Linked DNA regions of Homo sapiens: region 2 is linked to region 1. The links are chromatin contacts, found by Hi-C or POLR2A ChIA-PET in ENCODE. All regions are on one chromosome and are shown on one strand. Each heading gives the region's core, a stretch centred on a gene start or an enhancer-like site at or near the end of the contact. The rest is flanking DNA. Distances are from core to core; before and after follow the strand shown. Region 1 overlaps BIRC6 (baculoviral IAP repeat containing 6). Region 2 holds the start of RASGRP3 (RAS guanyl releasing protein 3).

Region 1 (2,528 bases), core at 17-2,516:
GTGGCAGAGAAGACTATGACTGAAGAAGAAAAAAGAAAAAATATATAGTTACATTATATTCACATGTAAACAAAAGGGCATAGAGAAAACAACACAGCTCCTCTGAAATAAATGAAACATGCTATTCCCTCTTATTTAACTGGTATATATTTTACTCTATTGAGTTAGCATTAGGAGAGGCCAACTGGGAATCTTACATTATGGAAATAGAAGAAGATATTCTCTTCATATCAAGGAGTATGAAGGCAAAAGCTAGCAAAACAAGGTAATAATAAGCACTGGCACACGAGACTGGGAATAGTCCAAAAAATGTGAGAGATAAAATTGTGTGTTTATTTTACAAAAATCTTTAAAATTTTAAAAAGAACTTTAAATTTCATTACTGTACTTTAAAAAATATCTCAAGATATCAAATTTCTTCATTTTAAACTAAAAATATCAAGTTTTTTGTATTTCTGTATTTTTCTTGACAACCATTAGTTACGTAAGTATGCTTTTCTTTAAGTCAAATTCTATATTAATGCATATGACAATCTATGCCTATGTCTGGAACCTGACATGTGTTATTTATATCGGATTTATTATTATTGTTGTCATTATTTTTTTGAGATGAAGTCTCACCCTGTTGCCCAGGCTGGAGTGCAGTGGCGTGATCTCGGCTCACTGCAACCTCCGCCTCCCGGGTTCAGGCAATTCTCCTGCCTCAGCCTTCCAAGCAGCTGGGATAACAGGCACCCGCCACTACACCTGGCTAATTTTTTTGTATTTTCAGTAGAGACAGGGTTTCACCATGTTGGCCAGGCAAACCCTTGAACTCAGGTGATCCACCGGCCTTGGCCTCCCAAAGTGCTGGGATTACAGGTGTGAGCCACTGTGCCGGCCTTATTTTTTTTTTTTTTTTAAAGATTTTGAAGACCCCCCCAACCAAGAGGAGAACTTGGAAAACTAATGTAGAGCTGATTTATGCTCTCCTTTTAAGACATGTGCTTTTATTGTAAATTAATGTGTACCGGTGGTCAGCAAGCAACAAGAATGGATAAAGATAATAAACCCTTAATAAAAACCTGCCTGTTAAAGCACAAAACAACATAAAAACTACTTCAATCTTGAATTCTTTCATTCTATTTTTGCCATGAAGAGCTTCATCAGAAAACCCTTAGATGTCTTCAAATTTAGCTCCTTTACACATACTTCATTGTTATTACAGGATTCAATGTGCGCCTGCCTGACAAAGAACAGAGGCACAACACGCTGTTATGCAACACCATGTCTCCAAGTGCAGCTTGCAGCTCCTTTACTCAGCAAGCACCAAATGCATGTTTAATCAGTGTTACAGCTTACAACCAGGCAAGTGAAGTCACTATCCTTCCAATCCTCAAAAGGGCCTGTTTGCTGATTTATGCATAGCTTGAAGACTATCTTGGAATTGTCATCAACAGCTACAGATGCGGGTGTGTGACATTACAAAACTTATGCCAATAAACAATTTTTTTCATTTTTATAGTAGTAACTGGTAGTAGGGAGAGGAATAAAATCACTTTCTGCATTTGGAACTAAAACATTTCAATGGGGAAAAGTATCTTCAAACAGCTGAAAAGAAAAAGAACAGTGTAAAGGTTCATCAGACAGAAAATTCAAAAGAAATAACCATAAACATTAGCATTTTGGAGGAAATATGTGATTCAGCATATAAAAAACCTAAAAAAACTAAAAAATAGAGCCTATTTACAGTGTGACTTACTTGCAGAGGCTAGCAATTTACATCAAATAGTTACAGTGAAATTTACCACAGATTACTAACAGCGAAGATACATCCCTTCAGGATATACTGAAAACATTTGCCATCTTTGATATGAAGCTTGTTCAGCTTTTGTTCACAAGCCCTCCGTGAAGAGAAAAGGTTCATTCATCACTATTGTGGACTAAAGCAACATATCTGATAACACTTTACTCCTGATGCAATGTAGGGTAAGCAGCACTTCTCTTTTAATTATTTTAAAACTCTGACATTTAGTAACTCCATTATTTTAAGCTTAAATATGTGATGTGTTTAATCTGTGGAAATAAATCTTTTATTAAGAGATAAACTCTGCTATTAATTGCTTTTTCAAAATATTAGTAAAATGGAATTAATTTCAATACTAGATTATAAAATTAATGACACAATGATCCTCTAATCTTCAAAGGAAAAAATTATTTAAATCCCTATTCTGCTCAACTGCTCCCCAAAAGAGTTGCTTTAAAAAGGAGTTGATGTTCTAAACTTACCGAATTGTATACACTAAGTATGTGTAGTTTTTTGTATATAAATTGCAGTTCACATTAAATACATCAGCCTAGTTAGATACGTAAAAATTTTTAAGTATCTAAGTAAATACAGAATACGTAAATGGCAGAATCTAACTTCTACATTTTCATTATATTTTCGGCTCTTCAGCCCAAATGTTAAAAACAACAGATTTTAAATTCTATTAAAATACACTCATTTACTATCATTTTCCAACACGTTAACAGACTAAAGTAGGACT
Region 2 (2,528 bases), core at 29-2,528, 920 kb before region 1:
TTGTCCTAGGCTTATCACAAGCAAAACAACTATTTGGTGAGACTTCAAATAAAAACAGCCCCTCTCTGCCCACCCTCCTCAAGATCCACGCGATCTCCAGAAACAGGAACCTGTTTGGTTATCTCCCTGCAGCCTCTGATTCAAAGACCTGTCACTTTCAGAGCTTTACGTCATCAGTTTAGAGCTCTGCCCTCTCTCTTTTCCCCTTTTGCCTTTCCTCTGAAGCATTCTGTCTGGTGACTACCAAGGAAGGACAAAAGTCACCGAACAACAGCTCAGTTCCAGCATGGTGCCTGCTTTGCTGCTCGCCCAAGCGCAAGCACCATTACTGCTGAATGAACCTGAGAAGGAGCCGGTTCTCTCCGTAATTTGGATGCCAGGCCTCCCAGAGTTAATCATCAGCTGCAGGCAGCACTTTCCCAGTCAGGTCATAAACAAGGAAAAAACAGCCTGAGTATCACGAAAACACTAAAATAAGGAAGACCAGCGGCAACCGAACATTTTAAAGTAATGAAGGTGAAGGAAGACCAGGGGCAACTGAACATTTTAAAGTAATGAAGGTGAATTAGCTTGTTGGGGGGAAAAAAAGTCGCTATAAAATACAGCTTTCAATTAGTTGGAAACCATGCAAGAAATCTAAATATGATTTCTAATGTGAATCTAAATATTATTTTGTCAGTCTTCTATATTGCAGACAGTTCTACACAGTTAAATGAGATATTCTCAAAAATTGAATAGGAAAAATCAAATCAGCCATACAATAAATTCACAAGTTACTTTAAACAACTACGTTTTCAGGTTTCAGTGGTAGAAACAGATTAAAATCAAATCTAGTCATCAACTCACTTCAATGAAGTCTCTACTTCATAACCTGAACTTGACTTTGAACCTAAACACCATGGACTAGAAAAATCTTGAACACTGGGAAACAAACTTTCTGTTTCCTAGACAGGAATGAAGCCATATGCCCCATTCATCCTCAAAGTTACAAGACACGTTGCCGAAAATAACAGGTTCTAAAAAAGGGCTGTGAAAACACCAATGGCTGTTAACAGGTACAAATAAAATATCTCCTTCTATCGTGCCAGAGGGAAACCAAAATCAAAATCAAAAGTTGTTGGTGGCTTGCAACACACACACACACACACACACACACACACACACACACGGAGAGGGAATGAAAGAGAGAGAGAGAGAGGAAAGTTCTCCAGTTACTTACTAGGGTGGTTTTGTCGTGGTATTTTTCACATCAGCACTCTGCCTGTCCAGCTGCCAAGTGCCGGAGCACGCCGAGAGCAGCTGTTTCCTTCAAGCTGGGGCTCTGAGTCTTAACCAGTCACATGTACCTCCTGATAAATACCGCCCGCCACCGTGCCAGGAGGTCAGAAACTGAAGATCATTCTTCTCCTCACTCGCAAACCACCTCATAACCCCTGAGTTGGCTCAGCCATCTCATGAGCATGCAGAGCGGGATATTCCACAATTTGTTTTCCTTTAGTGACAAAAGCCAAACAGCTGATAAGTCACACTGAAGGGCAGGTCACTGCAAGTGGAAAGTTAAATGTGTTTGCGTGTGTGTGTGCGCAGAGGGGGAGACTGGCAGGCTCCATGCTCTCTCATCTCACTCAAGTTTCACTGGGGCTCTCGAACGGCAAGAGAGAGGATCACCAACTCGCACAGCAGGTGGAAGTTGCTCTGTGTTAACCCCGGAGTACAACTGTTTGGTTTCGTTTTCTCAGAATCTCAGGCTCCAGTTTGTTAGACGAGCCACAAGCCTGACTAGGTGGCTGGTGCTGGGGAAGGCAGACCCTCACTCACCATCTAAGAATGCTTAGGTTGGACTTCAAAGGCCGGGGCTGCTAAGCCAAGGGACGCTGAGGGGCAAATATGGGAGGGGTTAATGAAGACTATCAAAGGCAGCTTTATCTGAAGAGCTCTTGGAAGTGATTTCAGGTAGCTTTAGACCAAACTTCCGCATTGTTATCTGTTGAATTGCATCGAGCAGCTGAGATTATCAGCCGGCGAGTGTGAATGCAAACAGAAATTATCACCAAGTTGACAACGCGCTTTACAGACGCACTACTGCCCCCTTTGGTGTGCTGGGAACTTGGAGCAAACTGCCGTTTTCTGTGCTGCTCGCAAACGTGGCAAACCATCCCTGATGTTTTGTTGAATTCATATGTCTCACCTGAGCTGATGTTCCCACCCTTCCCTTTTCATCCTCCCTTCCAAGGAAAGCCCTTGAAGTATCTGACTTTACGTAGTGTCTGACCTTGGATGTCTGACTTCTTGGTATAGTAAGGGTGACACTTCCCCGAATCAGTGTCTGAGCCTGCCCTTCAGGTAGAGATATGACATAGAGGCAGCCTATTTGGCAAAGTGAACATCCAGAAAAGATGGTTGAAGTCCCCCAGGGGATTTCTGAACCATAATGTGCCTGTTAAACTATTAACCCTGATTTTTAACACATAATATCTTACTCAGTGTAAGAGCCTGTGTGAGTAATCTTTTATATTTAGGCTTTGTCT

Evidence for each region. Hi-C counts contacts between places; a loop is a spot of excess contacts on that map. ChIA-PET counts read pairs that join two places held with the same protein, here RNA polymerase II (POLR2A). Pooled maps may share reads with other maps.
Region 2: a map of CD8-positive, alpha-beta T cell shows a loop between it and region 1 (4-fold over the local background). The contact joins the promoter of RASGRP3 here to the enhancer-like site in region 1. A Hi-C loop is called at or near these places in 1 of 168 maps with a recorded cell type or tissue (CD8-positive, alpha-beta T cell) and 7 of 50 pooled maps. POLR2A ChIA-PET finds 5 or more read pairs at or near these places in 2 of 52 experiments (MCF 10A and activated T-cell).

The regions. Positions count from the first base shown.
Region 1 is chr2:32,558,094-32,560,621 of GRCh38, reverse strand. The region is part of intron 65 of BIRC6 (baculoviral IAP repeat containing 6); the gene reads right to left. All of the region lies in intron 1 of BIRC6-AS2 (BIRC6 antisense RNA 2), which reads left to right. Among named protein-coding and RNA genes, the nearest start is that of BIRC6-AS2, 15 kb to the left of the region's middle. Within about 2 kb of position 1,266, at least 2 of the 41 ENCODE cell types and tissues checked have a DNase peak (open chromatin) inside an H3K27ac peak, as active enhancers do.
Region 2 is chr2:33,475,399-33,477,926 of GRCh38, reverse strand. It overlaps RASGRP3 (RAS guanyl releasing protein 3), which reads right to left and starts at 1,278. Exons shown (of 18, transcript NM_001139488.2): 1 at 1,220-1,278. RefSeq lists an enhancer at 1,623-1,942.